3 separate regions of the Homo sapiens genome follow, and regions 2 and 3 are each linked to region 1. Evidence: chromatin loops called from intact Hi-C (ENCODE). Cell type or tissue: dorsolateral prefrontal cortex. All regions are shown on one strand.

Region 1 (8,000 bases):
ACTAACCCAACTTCTACCTGCTACACTGGCTCCTCCTCTGAGGATAACTTCTCATCAGGGCTTCAGGTGGCCTCATTTTGGGAGGAGCGTTTTACTCAGATCAAATACGTCTCTCTTTCTTATCTGACAAATTTTTTTTTTTGAGATGGAGCCTTGCTCTTGTTGCCCACGCTAGAGTGCAATGGCTCACAACCTCCACCTCTCACCACAACCTCCACCTCTCACCACAACCTCCGCCTCTCACCACAACCTCCGCCTCTCACCACAACCTCCACCTCTCACCACAACCTCCACCTCTCACCACAACCTCCGCCTCTCACCACAACCTCCGCCTCTCAGGTTCAAGCGATTCTCCTGCCTCAGCCTCCCAAGTAGCTGGGATTACAGGTGCCTGCCACCATGCCAGGTTAATTTATGTATTTTTAGTAGAGACGGAGTTTCACTGTGTTGACCAGGCTGGTCTCGAACTCCTGACCACAGGTGACCCGCCCTCCTCGGCCACCCAAGGTGCTGGGATTACAGGTATGAACCACCATGCCTGGCCTATCTGCCAATTTTTAAAGCCACCAAAAAGAAAAAAGAATGGAATCACTTTTCCATGTCTTCCAGACATCTATCTATATATAGAGAGAGATAAGGACCTTAGGTAGGTAATTTAACTTTGATAAATAAGGTATAAACAAGATTGTCTTAGCTCTGCTGCCAATCTTGGAAGATCACTTACCTTCTCTAGACCTCAATTTCTTCACCCCTAAAAAGAAGGTATTGATACTAGGGGAATGGCTGAATGAATTTTGATAAATGAATATATTCGTGCTAAGGAAGGTCATTAAATAATTTTGAAAAGTGAATGACAAGGAAAAATGGTTAAGGTAAATTCGGAGCTCCAAAATATTAATATATTTCAAATGATGTAGATAACTTTTAAAGTATTTGGGGAAAATATCAAATGATCAGAAGTACATCTAAACGTTAGAGGATTATGCGTGGTTTTTATTTTCATTTTAATTCTCTAAATTGTAACCAGTAAGTACATAAAATATTCATGGCATTACTCCTTTTCCAAATTAATAAACCTAAAATGAGGGAAGTCAACCAGATAATTTCTAAGCTCCCCTCTTGCCCTGCCAGCTTGAGTTGTAGCTTTATTGCATGCACTTCTCATATGGGGATGGGGCAGGGGCAGGGCCAGGGAAGGGACTGACCCACGCTGGGCCTCTCAGAACACTGCATCCCCAGACCCCAGGGCTGTATTTGGGATGTGTTTGTGAGCCGAACAAGGCCCAACAAAGGATCTGAGGATTTTGCGAGAACTCTAGGGAAAGGGGTCCTCTTTTATCATTGGAGTTACTAATGAGAACTGTCAGAGTTCTCTCTGACAATCCATGGAGAGTGTTTGCTTGTATGAAAGAAAATTCAGAAAAAAAGCAAACTTGAGAAGTAGAGAAAAAATGAACAAAAAACAATACTTATATTTGTTGACTTTATTCAGCCCATGGGTCCAGCTGGGTCAAAGTTGTGTTTAATCTTCCTGGTCACCTGACCCGATACATTTCCTCTCTTGCCTAAACTAGTGTGAGATGTGTCGGTCACAACTCAAAGACTCTGCCTCATGGGCGCAGTTAGGCATCCATGCTGTTCCAGCTTTGCCTTTGTAGCAATCTCTGCTCAAAGGATGGTCACATCCAACAGGAAGAACCATGGAGGCTGTGGTCCTCCTCGTCCTGCTGCATGACTAATTAGAAACACTGCATGCATGCACCCAGGCTCCACCAGGAAGATCTCCTCACTGTCTACACCAGGACGAAGTCAGGGCCTTAAAAACCTCTTTGTGCAAATTACCCAAATCCTAAAACAACATATTGTCATCTGGGAGCAAATCAATGCTGGAATAAATAGTCTAACAATGCAACTGATCCTCACTGAGTGTTTGACCTCACTGTCCACCCCACCATTCAATCTTAATTCCATTGTGAGACCAAGGTTCAGCCTCCGCCCCATCCAGCATAGCTCAAACCAAGGCTGGTGCCCTGGAGGAGCTGGGTGCCTTCAACTGTGGGAATCTCTCTCCCTACAGTGAGCCCAGAGCACCCATGTCCCCCAGCCCTTGAGCTGTAGCCTCCCTGAGACCCCCAGTGCTGGTGTCTGGGCTCTGGGTTTCTACTTTGGTTTCCTGGTTGTTGTTGTCAACCAGAGCCACAGTCTTCTTGAGGACCATGAAACTCTTGGAAGCCCCCAGAAATTGTCATCTTCCCAGAAATTGGATATTCTTTCTTCCTCCCCACAGTTGGACAAGGTTCTCCATCCTGTGAGCCAGGCATTGCACTAGACTCTGGATATATCAGGATGTGAAACCACAGTCCCTTCCTTCAAGGAGCACAGATGAATGGGGCAGGGTGTAGATAATAGCAGTACAATCTTATGTAATAGATACAATGCTGGGTGTTTTTCAGGACAAGGAGAGAAACACCTAAAAGATCAGGGGGAGGCGTTTTGGAGGAAGTGGGAGCGCAGCGTAGCCTTAAACAATGAATACAAGTCATTCAGGTCACTGGAGAGGGTGCCCAGCTTAAGCAGAGGCATGAAGATGAGAAATATCGGGAAGCAAGCAGAAAAATACAAGCAATAGTTGTCACGGAAGCAATGAAGCAGGGCATCTCCCACAATAAGGCCAGAAGGGAATATAGCAGCAAGAGAATGGAGATCACGTCCTCCAATATTAACACGGTCAGGCAAAGGAGGAAGCTCGAACAGGGCCCCCAAGGCAGTGGGGGAGGCAAGTGAGATTTAATCAGGAAGCTAAGACCATTCTATTTGCCTTCTGGATGTATCTGTTTGGTATTGAAACAAGAACATCTGCCTGACTGCGAGCACCGTGTTGTCTCTTAACACCAGACTCTGCCCAGTGGATCAGTCATCCTGGAGATTGACTCCAACTGGGGAATGGCTCAGAGTCATCAGAACAATTTGGTCATCATGACAGGGCTTCAGCCATACTGTTCCAAATACGCCCTCATCCCAGAGCCTGACATCACTCCCGGTCTCCTCTCCAACCCTTAGACCTGTCACTGGGGTCTGACATACACAAAGCTAAGCCCACCAGGGCTAGCACCTGCTGAAGTGCCCACCATGAGCCTAAGTCTGGCTCACATCTGCACTGATGTCATCACACAACACAAAACATGGCTGTATTCATTTTACAGGGCTCTGAATGGGTAGCTGACTTCACTGAGACTATAACCTAGATCTCATGGCCTTTCCAAGTTTACACCTGCATCTTGTCATCACCTTTTCTGTCCCAAAGCACAGAGTCCATGGGTAATTTTTAGGTGTGTCAAACACCAGGCCTTGTGCCAAGGACTCAGCAAACAAAGGTAAATAGGGCACAATTTTACCCCTAAGGAGTTTGAACCTGTCATGGCAAATACATAACCATCTTTTTCAATAAAGAACAGAAACACCAAGAGGTTATGTGATTTGCCCAACACCACAGGGCTTCCTGGTGCCGCTAGGACAGGTTCTGAACTAGAACTCAGCACTCCAGACCCCGTGGAATAGTCCATTGCCAGCATTCCATGATGAGTTCACAGACTATGGAGAGGAATCACCTCTGGGGACCTACTGAGCAGACTCGGGGCAGTTGCTGACACATCCGAGAGTCAGACCTAGTTTTCTCCTTGGCTGGATCCTCTCTAAAGCCATCTCCCTGATTTTAGAGTGGGCTTTATGACCCAGGTGCATGATCAGCCTAGCTCTTGCTTTTCAAAAAGGAATTAGGGAAATGCTGAAAGACACTCGGCAAATCAATCTGTCTGATAGCAGCGTCCAGCCTGGCAGACGGACTTGTTCTCATGCACACGGCAGAGACCTGTACCAGACGACCAGCATCTGAACCCCCGAGCCTTGTCTCACCTGAGCAGGGCTCCCTTTGTCACGGTGTCAGCGGCTCCGAGCCGTGAAGGTTCTGTGCTTCCAACGAGGCTCGTCTGGGAGGCATCAGCACAGCTTTTAGCTTCCTTTAGTGAGGCAGTCGTCAAAACACTGCCGGGACTGCAGAATGAAATCTGGATTTGAGAACCCTCTGCAGGGCTGCCAGGGGTGCTTGGCACTGCCTGGCGCCACCAGCCGGTCCAGCTCCAGCCAGACTGCTGACCTGGCACTGGCGCTGCGTGATATAACTCGCTCTCACGGGGAAGGTTTAACTGTCTCTTCCCCAAGCTCGGAGTCCTCCAGTCTCTGTAGGATGCATCTCTCTGTGATGCCCCTCTTCCCACACTCCGGGCTCCTCTCTGCCAGGGTTCCAGCCGTTCAGGGACTCACAGCCCAACCCCTGTAAACATGCCAGCCAAGAATTCATCATTTTTAGCAAAGTAATTATTAATCCCAAGGCTTCTGTTGAAGTCCTTCTCTTTTATTAGTGCTGCCAATTAAAATATATTTAAGCATAAAGATATTTATAAAGAGTCTAGTGTTTTTCCGTAAATACCTATCGATTGAAATCATTTTAAAAAAAAAAAATCTAGCAACTATTCCCTTATTCCTGTATAACACATTGTTCTCATTTAATTTATATGACTTTAAGACTTCATATGGAAAGGATATAGTTGACTGGGGAGACATGGATACAAAAAAAAGTAACCATGTAGGAAATTAATAATGCACATTGGAATATTAATCATGTCGTTGGAAGAATGCAAGAGACACATAAGAGCATAGAACTGAGACTAAGGAGACCTGGAGACCTGGGTTCCAGTTCCAGAAATAACACGAAATTAACTTTAAAGATTTGTGCAAGTTACTTGGTGCCTGGACGTGAGTAGCTCCCCGGCTTTCAAGCAGTTAGGTTGGTTGATTGCCAAAGTCCTTCCCAGCATCACCATTCTAATATATATTTTTAAGCCAAAACACATATACCTGTGGTTTTTAGAGGAAGTATAATACAGCCATTAGAACCACTGAAGACTCACAGGCTTCTAATCCTCACTGCCCCTTCTTAGCTCTGTGACCCGGACAAATTTTCTACAGAGTAGACACCTCAGTATCCCCGATTACAAGATGGGAGAACATTTGCTGTTACATGAGCTGATGCGTCGCTGTTAAGAATTAAATGAGCTAATTTATGCAAAACCAGCTGGAACATTGCTTCATCTATGGTTTTGCACAATAAATGTTAACTGTTATTATTACTCTATTCAATGGTCCTAATTCTACCACAACTATCTTACTAACTTACTAGTTGGCCAGTACTGGATATGCAGTACTTACTATATTTGTGTAGGAGTCATAGTCTTCATGTAACAGGGTCCTGCTAATGCTTTCAAAGATAAGGCCACATCTCTGTGTTAGAAGACAGATTTTTGGCTTAGGGAAAAAAAAATTTATTGAACACTTACTGTATGCCAGAGTACTCTCTAAAACATTTTTTTCTATATCATCTACATGTTTCAGGGCACTATGTAAAGTGTATTCCCTTTTAATAACAATTTAAAATACTCTCAATTATAAAACAAGGTGATTCCAATGCATAAAATGTACATACTTTGCCCAAAGCTATAGATGTGGTTAGTGTTAAATCCAGGAACCAGGAAGTCTAACTCAAAGTAATTCATCATGTCAATTGCCCAAGCTAAAGGGGGATTCAAATGTATACTGCTCAGGTGGTGGGTGCACCAAAATCTCACAAATCACCACTGAAGAACTTACTCATGTAACCAAACACCACCTGTTTCCCAAAAACCTGTGGAACTAAAAATAAAATTAAATAAAATAAAGGCGAATGCAAACAGAAAGTAGAAACTGAAAAGAGACTTTATAGGAGGGCAATAGAGATTGGTCTTTTTGTCTTCAATCTCTCACCTACAACTTTTTTTTTTTTTTTTTTTTTTGGAGACAGGGTCTCACTCTGTTAGCTGAGCTGGAGTGTGTGGTGCAACCATGTCCCACTGCAGCCTCAACTTCCCAGCTCAATCTTCCCACCTCAACCTCCCAAGTAGCTGGGATTACAGACACCATCATAGCTGGCTAACTTTTAAATTTTTCTTTTGTAGAGAAAAGATCTTATATTACCCAGGCTGGTCTCAAACTCCAGGGCTCAAGAGATTCTCCCACTTTGACCTCCCAAAGTGTTAGGATTACAACTGTGAGCCATAGTGCCTGGCCCCAACTTTTTATTGGTGCATGGACATTACAAAAAGTTTTAAAGTATGAGTCTTCAAAATACGTATTGATATGTACATCACATATACCCCACACTGAATAGTAATAATAGTAGCAACAACAACAACTGAGGACGGAAACCTAGAAGGAAAATGTCTCTCTTCCATCAGCCCCTTTCAGGATGATACCACTGATCTCTACTGAGAAAGCCTAACATTCTACCAGCTGACAGAGAGGAAATGTTTACAGGGCCCAGCTGCAAGATTTCACAGCAGGGCGAGAAGGGTGGATTTAAAGCTGAGAGGCAATAAATTGATGAGGGGAAGAGAACATGTAGATGACAGAAGGGTCCTCACCTCCCAAGAAAAGTCAGGATCCACAGCCAGCCTTAGAGGTTTTCTATTTTAATATTAAAATAAAGTAAAGCCTCCTTTTCCCTATGAATCTATCTGTCATTCATTTAATCAAAAATTTACATTGAAATGTTTAATAAGATGGCTGCGGTGCTGAACATCCTTTACAGATATCAAAAGATGCCTTAATGTCCATCTTAGGTGTTCATTCCCTGGTAAAGGGGATCTCCATTTCCTTCTAATCAGTTCCTACTAGTTCTCGGCATTATTAAATGTATATTTTTCAGTCTACGTTTTTTTATATGATTTTGCACAAGCTGTTCCCCTTTCTATAGAATTTTTATGTGAAGTCCAGGTGAGTTCATGACTCCCACCCTATTCCATCTCTATTTGTTCTACACATTTAGATTATTACATTTAAGTCACCCTGTTATATTTATTTACCTATCTATTTCTCTTGTGAGTCTCTTAGTGACAAAAGCAATGTCTTAGTCGTCTTTGTTTCCCTGAATTTTCATCCAGTGTTTCTTAACCTTTGCACATATTGAAATATGTGAGTGGGTCATTCTTCTTTGTAGGGGGACTGACCTGGGCATTGTACGATTTCAGCAGCATCCCTGGCTTCTACCCACTAGATGCCAGTAACATCCTCTTAGTTGAGCCAACCGGAAATCTCCCCAGCCGTTGCTCAACATCTCTCGGGTGGCAAAATCAATGCCACTTGAGAATCACTACATTAGTATGATTACTAGGTCAGAATTAATACTAAACAACTTGGTCATTGAAAAAAATATCAAATTACAATAGAATCCGTTAAATATAATATAAGCTGCAGTCATTTGACAACTAATATGTCTCAATTTAGTTCTGTAGGAAAGAGCAAACTACAAATTCATTTATTTATTCATTTAATTAGTAAATTGAATGAACATACTGACTACTTATTCCATTGTAAGTGCTTTCCTAGCCCTGAATGTAGAGAAGTAAGAAAATTAAATTTCTGTCCTTGCTGGGGTTATCTGATAAAAAGTCTTCCACCTACACACACAAATATACATATATTCTTAGCTAACAAATCCAGCCATCCATCTATGCATGTATTAATTTATTTCACAAATAACTGCTGCTCCTGCTTTGTGCTGGACACCACCATGGCTGTGCTGGGGATATGGAGCTTGATAAGACACAATTCCTGTCTTCAGGCAACCATAGGCAAAGAAAATCTAGTAAACAATTGGGTGCAAGAAAATATTTATTTATGCAATAAACATTTAGGTACAGTGCTACCTACTGATATGATATTGAGCAAAGTTGATACAGTCTCATGCAGCTAACAGTCTAGGAATGAAGACAGACAGGAAGAACATTCTAGTAGAAGCGAGAAGGACCATGGAAGTCCAGGGTGGGTCCACCTGTCTGAGATCAGGGAGTATTTGTGGTGATTTTAACACATGCTCATCAGTTCTCTGACACTCCTTCCACAAAAAGTAG
Region 2 (8,000 bases), 48 kb before region 1:
TCAGGAGGGGAGAGACTTTGCAGGATAATTCTGGGGCAAATCCAGGCATACGCCAAAGAATGCTGATTCCCAGTGCCTGAAAGGGGGGAAGGTTTTCGCAGCTTCCAGGAGAGGCGCCTGGTGGTAAGGAAGGGTGGGCCCACCACACTGGGACTGGGAGCCACCCCGAGGGAGAAAGTGCTGCAGTCAGACCTGCTGCTAGAGCCTGGGTCTGGGCCACATTGCCTCCAAGAACAGGATGACTCCTACCTGGCTGGCCTCTAGACCAAGTGAACTAGAAACAGGAGAAGCGCCCCTGCATCCAGTGAGCAGTGTTTCTGGAGGGCGTTGGTAGGGAGGAAGGTGGAGGTTCCAACTCACACTTTCCTCCAGGACCTGACCATCACAGAAGCTCCTACCAATGTAGCTTCCATATTTCACTGCCTAATTCTGGATTATTGATGAAAGCAAAACAAACATTATTTATTAAGCAACTGTTTACAACTGAGACCCAGGGAAGTGACATAATCTAAGATTACGTAACTAATTAGTGGCGGAGGTAACACCCTGTTATATCATCTCCTTATTTTAAAACAATTGCAAAGCATTGCAAACATTTCAAATAAGCACATCTCTGGCATTTTATGACCTTTTTATGCTTAATTCAAAAGAATGTACTTGCTTTAAATAAACATTAAGGACATGAAATACATTGATATATACACAAAAGACTGTTTATAATTCTTATGTATTAAGCTCCCATTGTGTGCTATGTGTTTTTTTATTTTCCTGCATAAGCAGCATTCTCTGCTGCAACCCAGCAAGGTAGGCATTATTGCCCCTGTTCTGCAGCTGAAGAAGCTCTCACTAAGAAGGATGAAAGCAGAAAGGCTGGGAAAAGATCCCCCACAAAGCAAATAAAGACATGGGAAGGAACACCCAGATCTGCCTGGCTTCAAAGCCAGTGGTAGTAACTTCCCTAGTGTGAACGAGCTCATCCAGGGATAAGGTTTATTTAGGAACAAAAGAGAAATCCCACCGAATCATTCCTACAGATTTTTCTTTCTTAGTCTAAGGAGTGATAGGAAAAACCGTAAAGAATGGGAAACGGTCAAGCAGAATTGGCAAGTGTTCTTGAGTCAAGACCCCTCATGAAAAGGATAAGCCATTCTCTCTGCCCAAATGTGATTCCTGTAGCTGGGTCCCAGTCAGCACGTTTTCCACTGAAATGCTGAGGAGGGGAGGGGCTCTTCCTGGGGTAGCTGTACACAGCCGTGGTGGCCAGCCTAATTCAAGTTGCACAGCGTGGACATACACACTCTCACGCTGGTGACTCCCAGGCTATTAGTTCAACAGTCCATTGAGTTTGACATCATAGATGGGGGTTGCAGGGGGTGCGCAAGGGAATAATCCGATTTGCAGAGAGGAAAAATTGTTTGTTGTGTATATACTTCCTGTCTTTATTTTCACTACTCTTTTTCACTCAGCGCTTCTAATTTCCACATGTAAACAGAGTCAGTGGAAAGCGCTTATTATCTAACGCTGTACTATCTGAAATTCCCTCTATTATTCTATGGGGCCATGTTGATCAGGACCACCCCTGAATGTAAATGATGCAGTCAGAGGCCTTGCAGTCCTGGGGCCAGGGCGGCATTTTATGTGTGCATAAACACACAGGACGTCCTGCCTACAAACCATTTTGTCCCCAGGGCTAAATATTTAAGTGTCCTCATGGTAATGATCAGAGATAAGACTTTTACCTTGCTGTGATTACAAAAGGGAGTATACATTTGCATCTATTAATAATCACCACCCTTATAAACAGCAACAACAACTTTGAATTTTTCTTGCATATTCATTTAACCTGTACTGAATGCCCATTGTGTGCTTGTACTCACTGGATTTTGTACCATATTATTCTACCCTTATACATACATGTGTAATGTGTGATGTTCATTCTCCTTTGAGGATTTTGGCACTAAAAGCTTTCCTCTATTGGGAAAAATGTGAAAATATTCCTTTGCATCCAGAGTCAACCCATTTGGAAATAGGAGCAAAGCTTCCACAGACTCCATTTTTTCTTTCTATCAAATATCCTTTGTGAGATAAAGCTCCAAGGATGGAAATTAGCCGCTTCTGTCCTGAGAATCTTCCCAACCCTATTCTTTCAAAGGATTGTCCATAAGGCTCTGGGACCACCACAATGCGGACACGCACGGCTGGCTGACGGCCTCGCTTCAATAGAAAGCCTTTTAAAACCTGCTCCCATGGTCCTGAAAAAGACTCTCTTCTTGGGGGCTTAGGCCCCGGGGAAAGGGAGCCAGGGCTCCGGAACTGCTCAGCGCAGCTCACGAACTGTTTTCGTCCACATCTGAGAAGACTCCAAAGCACTAAAAATGATGAGGGGAATTTAAAAATCATGTTTGTTCAAGGGATGGGGGGAAGGAAAGGAACAGAAGACGGAGGCAGGGGAAGAAATTTATAGCAAAAAGGTTACCTCGGCTATTTCTCCACTCTGGGGGTCATCCTAGAAACGTCCCTCCTCCAGACATGGGGGTGGTGCCAGTTGCCAATAATCCTCTCTTCCCGGAAAATAAAAACCAAGCGGTTAGCAAATGTCAAGATAAAAAAGAAAATCAGCTGAACAAGGGAACAGCCAGGATGGGCTGCTCGATGGGCGCCGGCCACGGGAGCCCCAGGTGCAATCAACAGCTCTTTAAGACTGCAGGTCATCATTTCTCTGCTTTGAAAAACCCAGCCATCTCTTGGAGAGTCAAATCGATTAGAGGCCACCTTTTGTGAAAGTGATGCTATTATTGTGGTTGTAATTTATGCAAAGACATTCTGTGGCACACGATGATTAAATTATAGTATAGAAGACAGGATTTCTATAGCGTGTTCCCTCCTCTGGATTTTGCACTTTTATCTACATTCGAATCAGGTCTGTGAAAATTTGGTGCACATGCTTTTCATTCTGGATGACAGAACATTTCCACATGTTTCTGTGTATTTTTGAAGTGGAGAGAACGGTACCGCCACTTGGAGATCCAACTGAGCCTACGAGGCAAAGGCAATGTGATTCTTTTATAAAAAGAAAAGCAGACAGAAAGGGTTATTTCCTGACACTCTTTAGGGGTGAAGCTGTGCAGGTAAAATAAAATAATAAATAAAATACACTGAAAACATAAAAGCATTGTGACTTAGCTCCCTGAACGTCAGAGACATCACCATACAGGATTGCATGTGCAGAAAGGAGACCCAAGGTTAAGATTTGCTTCTTACCTAGACAACACCTCAGCATCCTGCCTTGTGGCCATAACTAGAAAGGAGCTTCCTCTGTCTCCACGTCAGCCACCATTTTAGTGTGGTCTCTGGATACGGTAAGATGGAGGCAGACAGAGAGAAAGCCTGAGGGGCTCCCTCTGCACACGCTCAGCTGTGCCCCGCAGCCCCAGCGCCTCTCCCTAGGTGATGCATTATTCACCAGCCCCCTTCAGCTGAGTCAGGAGGAGCTGAGACAGGACAGCGCCGCGGCGAAAACGCAGACGATGACAAAGCCTGCTTTACCGACGGTCCCGGGGTATTGCAGGGAAAGGCAGCCCCCCTCCAAGGCATTACAATGTGGGCTTTTAATGGGCTATTTGCTATCTAGAAATATTTATGATGCAGCCGCTATTCGTGTGGGGTTGCTTCCTCCCTGGGCTAGCTGCCTTTTCCTCTCTCTCTCCAAATATACAGCCCTCATGAAAAATCTCTCCGGGGATCACAGGATGCTGCCGGCAGCTGGGGAGGCTCTTGCTGGGGCCGACGGGAGCCTGTGTGGCAGGGTGGCTTCTCCCTCCACCCCCTTCAGCCCTTCCAGCACCCTCGGTGCCTGCCCTCTGGATCCTTAACAAAGAAGAACCCTGCCTCCTTCAGCGCCTGAAGCCGGGGGAGGTGCAGGTTGAGCTGGGAAGAAATGGGGAGCAGGGTCCGGGCTGTTTCAGACCTTCATGGAGGACCCAGGGAAAGAAGAGCCCCCAGAGGGATTCGTGGACACAGCGTGACCTGCGGGCCCCTGGGCTGCGCCTGCCGTCCATCATGTCAGGAGGAGGAGAAGGAGAGCACGAGGCGTGTGTGTGTGTGTGTGTGTGTGTGTGTGTGTGTGTGTGTGTGTGTGTTTAAAGAATGTTAATTCATACTGAGATCCTAGGGAATATTTTCCTAACTAGGACAGACTTGGGAATAAATAACGTGCTTATATAGCTGGGTCTCCCCTCCCCTTCCTTTCTCCCACTCACTTAACACACACACACGTGTGCGCACATAGACACACGCACACACGTGCACACACATTGCTAGTTACTAAAGCTAGCCTGTGGGGCAAGGAAAAGCTGACCTTGAGAAATGCAGTTTTCAATTCCAGCTGAAGCCCACGTGAGGAGCCTGTGCCTGGCACTCCAGACAGACTGCATACGTTAGGTGGGCCACAGGCAGGCACATCCCACACGTGGACTTGGGCGAGGTGCCCTAATGTGGCAGCTGAGGAGCAATAGAGGGACCCAGGTGGAACCATTTCCACAGGCCTGGAGTGTGCACTGCAAGTCTCCAGCCTTGACAAAGATCATGGGTGTGCTGAGGTTTCTCATCCACCCGAGCCTCTGTCTACACACACAGAGTGCCTGGGAGCTGAGAAGTGTGTTTATTCTGCTCCTTTCCTCCCTCATAAATGACTGCTACCAGCACTTGGAGGAAAAGCCCAAGCTGTGTCTGAGTGAATGGAAGCAGAGTGGGCAGGCCGGCCTCACTAGCCAAGTCCAAGCCGCGACCGCGTGTGTAAGTGATTTCCATGATCTCATTCCTTAACCCTTTTTGAGATGATCCTTCTCTTCCCGAGTGCACTTAGGGAAGGCAGGTAAAATCATCTGCTTTCCTGTCTCTTTCCTTGATCTGGCTCTATCAGAGAAAGAAAGAACTGTTAGGACGCATCCAAGAGAAAAGATACCTGATCAAATTATTTCAATGAAAGAAATCCAGTTATAAGATATAAATATATACATTCGAATTCTATTATAAACATGAAAGTGTCTGTGTGGGTGCGTATCTGTAGAAAATACAAGAAGAATACATATCAACACGGAAGCAGTAATACCTCTTGGTAGTGTGATAATTATATTTGATTTTTCATACTTTTTAATTTTTTCTCAAGCAAGATATGAGTTATTATTGCTTCAACAATCAGAAAACAATTAGCTTAAAGAAACAGACAATCTGAACAGTTACCATACACATTAGCAAAGACACTGTTTAAAGTTCCACTCAAGTACCCCAGTGTTCTCAGCAGGCTTTCTATCTTCTCATTGTATTTATTCCAGTTTTCATTTTAACTCAACCCAGTGTCTTTTCTGGGCTGTGAAGATACTCGTGGTGTAAACTGCTAGTGATTCTCAGTGACTGCACTTTGCTTATGTCTTATTATATAGGAATATATGACCTCAATATTTAGCTGGGCATGTGGTCATCAGAGAGTGCAACGCTTTCCAGCACTTTTGCAGATGGGTGTGGCTTAGTGACTAAGTCCCAGCCCATCAAATATGAGCTGAGGTGATGTGTGCAACTTTAGTGTTATCAGAAGAGGCAGATCACCCAGACCTTTCCTTCTTCTCTTCTTTATGTCTGAAATCCAGCCAAAGCAGAAAGCCATTAATAACAGGACTACACTGCAACTCCATAGCTACCTGCAGGCTGACTTGCTGGAGAGCTCTGACTGAGGCTGGATGGGGAGGGGCTGCCACCCAGGACCATTCTCTCCCCAAGTTTGGCATCCAGGGGACAACTGGGTCTCTTTGTCAGCTACTTCTGGGCCTTGGGGCCAGATAGACAAACGAGTCTCCTACAAAGTCCAAGGGGCTCCTCTCTGTAACACGTTTTGAGTTTTTTGAAATTGCCCAAGAATTCCCTCACTAATAGATTACTACTTAGGAATCTTCATTTTTGGTTCTGTGTGCCATAACATACCCCGTTCTCTTTTCCCATTATTATCCTCCCCAAAACAACCACTGCCAGCCCCCTTATAAATTGTGGGAAGTGGGTGAATGTTCCCCTTTCCAAAGCTCTTGGAGCTTGTCTCTGAAATGCTTTCCTACTCAATGTCAGGAAATCAGATGTCGGTATTTACCTCAGCCTGGAATCTCCTTCCCAAGCCACCCTCCTGGGTGTGCCCTGGGCCAACACAATGATTCAGGTTACAAGGTCTGCAATAAGCTTCTGGTAACAGGACATTGTTCTGCGGTAACTGGCTATCTGGGACCTGTTAAAGGATACCCATGCTTGTTTCTCTGGAAGATTCCAGAGCTCTTCACTTCCATAATGGGTCCCCACCCAAGACTAGAAAAGCCAAGTGAAATCTCCTATCTGAATCTCTTGCTTTTGCTCTTGATGAAGAGCCATCCTTTTTTCCTCCTCCTCTCCCTTCCGTATCACCACTGTTTAGGAATATCTATAAGGAGTTCAAATCCAGTTATGCAAACCTTTGGGTTGAGGATGTCCCAGCTTTGCCCTGGCCACACCCATTCTAGGGAGGCCAAGCCATGCCTCCAGCTTCACATCTCACTGTCCAGAGCCTCCACATCCATGTCACATTTCTGCTCTGAGAACAATGCAGAAATACCACCCCTCCCCAGAGGGATTTAGGTAGGTGGCTTGCACCATCTGTCATCATCAACATGATCCAAAACCTGTTTTAAGTCATTAAAAATTTCTCTGAGTCATGGTCGTCAAAGATTCTCTTTGAGTACACAAATGTCCTAAATGTGGAGCCCTGTGACACACCATCATGTGACATTTTCTGTGGCCTCAGATACTGACCACTGATGCAACTTCCCAGTAGGATGTCTCAGTTAAGGCTCAAATCTCTATCCTCAGCCCAGGCCTCTCAGTTGTGGAAAACACCTTGGATTTGGGTGAATTAGTCATTTCCACAAAGGCAGTGGCTTCATTCCCGTAGCCACTATGGATCTCGTGCCTTGGGTGACAAGTCCTCATTCCTTGTCCCCAGGCATTCTGGCAACGTGGACCCCAGTGCCATTCATCTCCACTCTGGATGAAAGCTGTGGTTTCTTAGAAGTTCACATGTGGAAATGGGGCCTCAGTATCAGCCTCCACATCCTTCCTTCTTCAGGAAAATTCATCTTATGGGCAAATTCCAAATAACTTCAGAATCCACCAGAAGAATTATGCTTGGCCATGGTTACTCCCAGTTGAATAAAATCAGATCCTAATTTGTCTTCAACCTCCTGGCTGCAAATTTATCTCAATCATGTTTTCAGCCATTCCTCCTGGACTTGAACACAATTCCCAAAGATTCCGTAGAGTCCAAACATCAAAGGAAATGTTCTCTGTTCTTCAGCTCCAACTGTTCCCACAGAAGTACTCTCCATCCCTTTTAGATAAGCTGACTGAGCTGTTTGGACACAGGGACATGTCATCACTGTCCCCAAAGCCGTGACACTCAGTGTCCAGGGTCCTCACATTTTTCATGACCTCTATGTGCATGGGGCTGTCTTATCCCAGAGACTTGGGGTACAACCTCCACAACACCATCAACAACAAGAACATCCTCTGCATCCCCATGCCCTAGCTGTCCTTATCTCTCATCATGGAAAACTTCACACCATGACTTCTCCCTCTACTGGCAGTGTCCAGCATGCTTCCTCTCAGAAAACCCAGGCTTTCACAGATAATGGTTTGCCTTGTCTCCTAGTGGCCTAGACACTACTGCTTTTGGTCCTATCACCCAAAAACGTGAGCAAAATCTACAAAGGCAAGAGAGCACACACTCTTGGCCACAAAAGAGGGAGAAAAACATAACAGTGTCTCAGGATCTTGTTTTTCCCATGTGGTTATTAGCATTGCATCTGTATTTAGTCCATACGCTCTTGGTAAAAGAGCCTATGTTTGCTCTACTTTAACTCTGTTAACAGAAGTACAAATGTTGAAGAATGTGGCATCCATGAGTGCAGGAGGCCAGTGGGGGTGTGAGA
Region 3 (8,000 bases), 150 kb before region 1:
GCGCCTGTAGTCCCAGCTACCTGGGAGGCTGAGGCAGGAGAATGGTGTGAACCCGGGAGGCAGAGCTTGCTGTGAGCTGAGATCGCACCACTGCACTCCAGCCTGGGCAGCAGAGCGAGGCTCCATCTCAAAATAAATAAATAAAATAATAAATAAATAAAAAATAAAACTCTAATGATAGATTTGCAGAGACTTGAGGAGCTCAGTGGGGAAGCTATCTCATAAAACGCACGTGAGTTGTTTTCACCCATTCCTACTTCTTGCTCTCATCTTTGCAGGTTTCTAACCCTGCTTATTTTATGTACATTTTCTGTATTTACCAGTATTCTCATGCGTTTGTGATGCCAGGCCCAGTGTTCACTCCTAGACAAGATTCTGGTGTTTTTCTCACAGGCTCATTCCCTGGGAGATAGGAGAAACTTCTCTGCTGCCTACGCTGGCCTGCTGGGGATAGAAGGAGGGGATGAGTCCATTCCTTCCAGCTGGGCCAATCACTGAGGACAAGGGGAACAGACAGGACCTGGCCCAAATTGGATGTAGGACCCTTCTCTGTCTCCCGCCCCATGCTACCAGACCCCATTCCCCCAACACACACATCAACTGTGCTTGGATGACACAGCTCTCACATCCTGCCCTGAGGCATACGGTGTACACGCTGCTGTGGCATCCTCTATGGGTCCTGGGCCACTTCAGCATCATCGCAATTCTAGCACGTGGACACTTCCTACCTCAGATACCCATGAGCTCAGCTCCTCTGCCTGAGGCTTTCTTGGGCACCGTTGCAGCTACCTGGGCAGCAGAACGCACGAGCACTCTCATGCACCAGCAGCTAGGAGTGTGGACACTGGGGCTCAGTAAGACAATTCAGGATGTGTTCCACCGAGCTTCTCTGAGGGATCGAGCCCCACGGCCACCCACTGAGGCATGCAATTGGCTCTCTCTCTTTTTCCCAAGGCACACAGTTGGCTCTGTCTTTTACCTGTGCTTCCTGAGATCACTTGGAAACCGCTACCTGCCTCCAAGTCCTTTCATCAGGCGTTTCTCTGGGGGGATCCAACTGAGAAACTTGTGAACCTGTTGAGCAAGCTAAGAAAAGAGTGTCCTATTCTATTAGCTCCCAACCTGTAAATTATGGCAAAGAATAACTGAATAAAAATATATCAAAGGCTGAAGAGTGATTAATGTCTCACACTTGTAAACTACATTTCCAACAAATGTAATTGTGAATAATAAAATTAAAAGTGACTCAAAACATTACTGAATTTATTATGTTTAAGTGGAAACATTTTAAAAGTCTGTATTTTTGTATTTCATATTAAAATTAGAGTTTCTGAGGAACTGCCAAAGTGATTTAATGAGGGAAAAGATAATTTTGTCAACACATGTTCCTGGAACAGGTGGAAAAAATACTATCTACCCTTACCTCAATTCCAAATAGCTCATGAATATAAATATGACAACTTCAATGATGAAGTTTCCAGAAAAAAAACATAAAAGAAAATCCTTATAGGGTAGGCAAAGATTTCATAGGTAAGAACTGAATGATAACAAAGAAAAGGTGTTTACCTTTGTCAAAACTCATCAAACAGTGCAAATAAAAAATTGTAAATTTCATTGTAGATAAATTATACTCAATAAATGTTTTGGATAAAAGTACACTTACTGTTACTTAGTTCACAAAATATTTTCACATCTATGAATATAATTGAGAATGATTCATAGTTCTTTGAAATCTCTTAAAAAGAAACTAAAATGATACTACTAAAAGGACCAGTCCTCACTGGGTCCTGTCCATCTCTCCAGCATCACCTGCTGTTGCATTATTGCTTTTCATATCTGTCTTTCCTAATAGCTACATTGGGAAATATCTAATAAATTTATATTAAAGTAACCTGTATCCTGTGCATTTAGTATGATTCCTGTACACACCAAGTGCTTAGTAAATGCTGAATGACTGAAATCTCATGAATAAGTATTCACATAATAGAATTGCATAATTGGATAGAATTGTCGAGATGCAGGTGCATATCTAATATCTATGCTGACTCAATTGGATGAAAGAATATAGTTCTAAGAGGATGTCCTTTATGAAAAAATGTCAAAGAAGGAAAGATAAAACTATGAGCTTCAATTAATATAGATAACTATTGCAGCATTATCGATAATAATCATGGGAACAACCTGAGTGTTCATCAATAGGTTAGTGGATAAAGAGATGGCAGTATATATGTACAGCGAAATACTATTCAGCCTTACAAAGATGGAGGCTGTACCAGTTGAGACAACATAGATAAACCTGGCAGACATTATGGTAAGCAAAATAAGCCAGACACGGAAAGAAAAACACTGAATGATGTTACTTTTGTGTGCAATCCAAAAAAAAAAAAATGGAATAAATAGGAACAGAGAGTAGAGCAGTGGTTACCAGGGTGAGGAGGGGAGGAAATGGGGATATGGAGATCAGAGAGGACAAACTTGCAGCTGTGCAGGATGAATAAGCCTGGAGATCTACACACAGCATGGGGTCTATGGGTCATAATACTCTATTGGATACTGAAAATTTGCCAAGGGAGTAGATGTTGGGTGTTTTCACTGTGTGCATGCACACACACACACTCACACGCACACACAGTGTCTTCATGAGGTGACAGATATGTTAATTTACTTAATTGTAGAAATCACTTTTTATGTATTTGTAATTGAAACATCATGTTGTATACCTTAAATATATACAAGAATACAGGGACAAATACAAAGAAATTTAAAAGGCTAAATTAATGATTAGTGCTCTGAATCCACATTTTCAGAACAAAAATCTGTGCCCAGTGCCATCAGGTGTTGCTGGTTGGCACAGGGAGTAGAAACAGTGGCATGGCTTCCCATTGAGAGCCTGTGCACTGCTGATGGTGGATAATTAAAAAATTAAAATCAAGACATGGGAGACTATTGCAACTTGGGAATTATTTCTCTTTGTCACTGGGGTTGAGATCCAGGAATTGTGTGATCTCTGCCTGTCAGTCAGTCAGGAGCATTTCCTGGAGGCCTGCTGTGTGGGGAACACTTGATTAGCTACTGTCAATTGGCTCATTTACATATTTATCAGAAATTGAGAGTATCATGCCCTTTTCTATTTGTAAGACAAATAAATCATTTACTTCACAGCCTCATAGAGACACTACTTCAGACCCTGAATATGGGAAGCTGGTTTGTATTTATTAGATAAATATTCTGTATTGGAACAGAATACGAAAGAACAAGTGATTGTTCTGCCCAAATGGCCTGTAAAGTGAATTTCCATGAAGCGACTGGAGAAAATAAAACACAAGACAGAGTTGAGTGGCTGGATTGTTTGACACGGATAAATGCATTTTATATGTAGAGAGGGGAAAAGGCCTCTACTGTACAGGCAGGGGAAGCAGAGGGATTTGTGCGGAGGGGAGAGACTGAGCAAACTTTCTTGTGCTCTCCCTACATGCCTTGTCTCATGCTAGACAATTTGCATCTGTGAGTTAATTGAGTATTTTATATAACAATGCAGTATATCTTGTGAGATGAATATCCCATTTTTAGAGGAAATAAAACTGGGGGTCAGACAGGTTTAAATAAATTTTCTATCATTATTTAGCTAGCAGGAAGCAGTAGCAGCATTTGAATGTGGATCTGTCTATTTTCAACTGGGTGACAATTTTCAATTTGCTGACTAAACAGCCATTAGAATGAAAAACAGGACCACATATCTGGGGAGGCTTGGAAAACACAAAATAAATAAATAAATCAAAATTAGCAGGAAGATAAATTATAGTAGTGGCTGGGTTTGAGCAGTGTTAAAATGAGATTCCATAAGAAGGGAAGGCATCTGTCGAGAGGTGGCCTAGGACTCCAGACTGAAAAAAATTAGATTGGATTTTATAAGCATTAGGAAACTGGAAGTTCCTAATCCAGAGGAATAATAAACTGACCCAGCCAAAGCAATCAGAATTAGTTGAATCAGCACCAATGGATTGATTCTGCATATAATCGAGGGAAAACAAAACTATTTAAGCCATCAGCTAAGTGTTTTCCACTATAAGTTACATAAGCCTAATTGGAAAAGATCATCGGTGTCACTGGTTTATGGTTCCTCCTATAGCTTCCTGATAATAGGAGTTTCACTTTCTCTTTTCCTGGAACGAGGGATTTAATCTTTGATGGGAAAGATCCAGAAGACCTTTGACTCCTAATTTAAATAGCCCCAAATTGGCGGCCATTCATTGTTGGTGGATGTAGCTGCCTTCACAATGGGGCATTTCACAGTCGCTCTCAATAGGGAATTCAGCTTTCTCAGGTCGGGAGAGGATGAATCAGATTGCACACTGCTCAGCAGGCTGAGCACAGCATCATGCCCCAGCTGTCATCCTAAAGAAGACCGGGGTTAGGTACCAATATGCACCAGGAGAGCGAGTTCTCCATTAGCCAGATGGAACTTCAAGCTGTTGCCAGAACTTGCTGTCTTCAACTTACACTGTGAAATGATGCACTGAGAGACAAAGGAGTGTGGAGCATCCGCACGGCCCTCGAGAGTCGAGCCGACCAACTCGATATTGATGTGACTCCCTCCTCCAAGACACGATAAACTTTTACCCAATGGTCTGTGAGGCCACCGCTGGCCATGGTTATCACATTCTGGCCTCCCTTGATTTCATCCGAACAATTTCTGAGTGGGTTGGCAAGACACATTCCCAGCTCTGAGACCCTGGATTGCAGCCAGGGCCATTGAAACTGCACACCCCGCATCTGGCATTCTTCACACATTGACAACAGTAGGAGGCAGGAGCAGCTTCTGTGTGGAATACGGAACCAGGCACCTCTGCGGGCAAGAGTGGGAGAGAAGGCACCGGGACCCGTGATGTGGAGAGCGGGAAGGGGCTTCTGGCTTCTGGGAAACACCAGGACAGCAAGCCCTGGCCTAGTGGGGCCTCTCCAAGGCAGGGTGGCTCGTTGAGTGGCTGTTCATTCCACCTTCCTGGAGCTCAGGGAGCTTGGATCCAGCTGGTGCTGCATGAGCAACCTCACTCTCTCCAGGAGGACCCAGGAAGAAATGGCATGATCTCGGCTCACTGCAAACTCAGCCTCCCGGGTTCACGCCATTCTCCTGCCTCAGCCTCCCAGGTAGCTGGGACGACAGGGGCCAGCCACCACGCCCAGCTAATTTTTTTGTATTTTTAGTAGAGACGGAGTTTCACCGTGTTAGCCAGGATGGTCTCGATCTCCTGACCTCGTGATCCGCCTGCCTCGGCCTCCCAAAGTGCTGGGATTACAGGCCTGAGCCACCGCGCCCGGCCTGACGGAGAGGTCTTTTAGATTCCCTTGTACAAATTAAAAATTAGTCTTAGGATGATGAAGGCCGAGCTCTAGAGAAGCTCTTGTGCACCCAGGTCACATTCTCTTCCATTCTCTCTTTAGGTCTCTCTTTTCCTCCTCTGTCCAACTCCCTCCCTCTCTGAATGTGTCCTTATCTTTCTTCTTTCCCCACTCATGTTTTCCCTAATTTTCTGTTCAACTCCCATTCTTCAGCTCCTATCAGTATGTCCCACAACTGTAATTTCAATCTTCTGTTTTTCTTTTGTATTTTTGACATATTTCAGACTCTTCAAAAACTGGCAAGAATGCTACAGAATTCTTGGATACTCTTTACCCAGGTTACTCAAACGTTAGCACGTTACAGCAATTGCCCTGTCACTCTAGCCTCTCTGTCTCCTACTTTATTTTTCTCTCTCATATACATATGCACATCTGCTTACATAATTTTTTCTGAACTATATATATTACAGTTGCAGACAGTTCATTTACTTCTAATAATTCAGTGTACATTTTCAAATATAGACATTATTTTTATATGCAATGTACAATTATCAAAATTCAAAAAGTAGTGATACTATTGCATTACATAATCAACAGAACTTATTCGGATTTCACCCACTGAAGAGTATAGGCCATTTATTTTTTAGAATCTCTCTCAGTTTGCATTAGTCTAATGTTTCCTTATGATTGCTCAGAATACTTATTTTTTGGCAGGAATACAACAGAGGTGATGCTGAGTTTTTCCTGGTGCACGCTATCAGAAGCCACATGCTGTCAATTAGTCTCCTCACTGGCAATTATAACTTCAGTCTTAACTTCCTTTGACTGAGCGCACCAGACCCACAGGCCCAGGTGACAAGTGAAAAGCTGTCACTCAAACCCCATATCCTCAGAGTGGCATTACTTGACAACCCAATGGAAAGGAGCCTCCGATTCCCATTGCACAGAGAATCACTATGATGGTAACAGATTTCATCTTTTGATAGTACTCATCTCTATCTGAAATTCTCCATTTATTTATTCTGTGTCGGAGAACATGACGTCTGCTCACTCTGTATCCTGAGTGCCCAGACAAGGAATCATTCATAGCAGGTGCTCAATACGTCATCTTGGAGTGAGAGCACCTTGACTACCTCAGCCCAGATGCAACTGAACCCACCAGCTCTTCCTCCTGCTTTCAGGTCCGCTTTGGTTCTTCTTCCCTGCAGTCAGTGCTCTCTCAACACAGGTTTACTATCATTCTAGGAACATGGCATAAAATTTCACACCACCCCTGAGCCTTAAGTTATTCTGGCTGCCTGGAGTGATATTTCCCATTTAACTGCTTGGCAAAGTCCCACTCACTTTTCAAGTTCTAGTGCAAATGTCAATTCTTCTGTGAAGTGAGCCCTAACTCCGCAAGGGAGAATTAATTTCTCTCATCTGCAATCCCATAACAGTTTATACATAATTAGAGTGTAGCATGTCGCCCATAACATACTGTTTAATCGCTAGGTTTCTTCTGAGTTCCTTAAGGTCAGGATTATTGTACATCTCCAACTCCAGCAACAGAAAATAAGCTTTTTTTCTTCTTTTTGCTAATAAAAGCTTCCACCCAGAAAATCAGCGTGGGTCTCCTCCAGTGTCTATGTGTTTTCTCCGGGATAGTCAGGCCAACCATCTCTCTCAGGTTTCTGATGGGATGTGAGCTGGCATTCCCCCACCCAGCCCTACCTTCATGATATCTGCTCCACTATTCTGGTACTGAAGAGAAAATTCCAAATTAGTCACTTTTTGGCTCAATATTTCAAAAACGGCCTCTGAGCAACACTCATTTTTAGCACTATTTATTTTGAGCTAAGGTGCTAATGGATTGAGTAACATGTTTGCCTTTCAGCAGGGGACAGCACGCCTTTACCTCAAAACGAAACTAATGGGGAAGCTTTGGAGGTGAGATGAGGTGCCTTTGAAAATGAGGAAAAACATATTTTAAAAGAAAGAAAATAAATACTCTAGGAATACTCTGAAGTCAGCCTCTGATTAAACTCAGGAATATACATTTCCCCACAGTAGATCAGCCTGGCTATATCAATGATTAAAAAAAAATACCACACACAATAAAAAGTAAAAAAGAATCCCAGCATAGATGACAAATAACGATGGATATTCATGGAGTGTTTGCATTCCTTAGCACCTTATGGTATCCCGAGTTCCCATACCCTCTTTGCCAGTGTTTGAGAGGTAACTATGCTGAAACCCATCCTCCCTGTTACCTAAGGGAGGGAAGGGCTTGTGCATGGGTGTTCATGTATGTTGCTGTACATACTTTGCTACATGAAACATGATGGAGGTCCAAAGGATAATTAAGAGAATGTCTTGGGTGATAAATAAATACATTTAGAAGGTAAGATACAGTTGACCCTAGTGTGTGCCAGGTTTGCTATTAACCAAAGCAACTAGCCTACTAGAGATTACACACGTGCTCTGCAGGTCTTTTTCATATAACAGTTCTTTGTTTAGGAGCTCCTCCCATTTAGGTGCATACTTGAGTTGTTTTTCCTGCTCATGCCTGTATCACTGGAGTCTAATTTCGGTTGTCTCTTCTTACAAGCTGAGGACCCTTTCTCTTCTTCTATAAGACGGGGAGAAAGGAACTGCTCTTACTAGGGACTGCTTAATCT

What was found. Peaks named below come from ENCODE experiments on the same cell type or tissue, not always from the same donor. Only the 100,000 strongest peaks of a DNase experiment are listed, where the experiment ranks them.
Region 2: it touches region 1 in a loop (4-fold over the local background); 5 of 110 quality-filtered maps call a loop at or near these places.
Region 3: it touches region 1 in a loop (7-fold over the local background); 6 of 110 quality-filtered maps call a loop at or near these places.

Annotation. Positions count from the first base shown.
Region 1 is chr2:5,928,834-5,936,833 of GRCh38, reverse strand. SILC1 (sciatic injury induced lincRNA upregulator of SOX11) reads right to left here and starts at 4,147. Exons shown (of 2, transcript NR_026832.1): 1 at 3,913-4,147. In dorsolateral prefrontal cortex, a CTCF peak has its summit at 4,130 (motif pointing left); DNase peaks (open chromatin) are centred at 2,886 and 4,113; H3K4me3 peaks cover 4,245 bases; H3K27ac peaks cover 3,705 bases.
Region 2 is chr2:5,977,334-5,985,333 of GRCh38, reverse strand. SILC1 (sciatic injury induced lincRNA upregulator of SOX11) reads right to left here. Exons shown (of 2, transcript NR_026832.1): 2 at 5,116-8,000. LOC400940 (a long non-coding RNA gene) reads right to left here and starts at 3,356. Exons shown (of 3, transcript NR_026833.1): 1 at 3,262-3,356; 2 at 2,477-3,036. RefSeq lists an enhancer at 3,849-4,595. In dorsolateral prefrontal cortex, no CTCF peak of the experiment used is centred here; DNase peaks (open chromatin) are centred at 3,513, 3,898 and 4,737; H3K4me3 peaks cover 3,045 bases; H3K27ac peaks cover 3,279 bases; H3K27me3 peaks cover 1,664 bases.
Region 3 is chr2:6,077,833-6,085,832 of GRCh38, reverse strand. No RefSeq gene overlaps it. Among named protein-coding and RNA genes, the nearest start is that of MIR7158, 110 kb to the right of the region's middle. In dorsolateral prefrontal cortex, no CTCF peak of the experiment used is centred here; DNase peaks (open chromatin) are centred at 4,392 and 4,682; H3K4me3 peaks cover 1,185 bases; H3K27ac peaks cover 2,023 bases; H3K27me3 peaks cover 562 bases.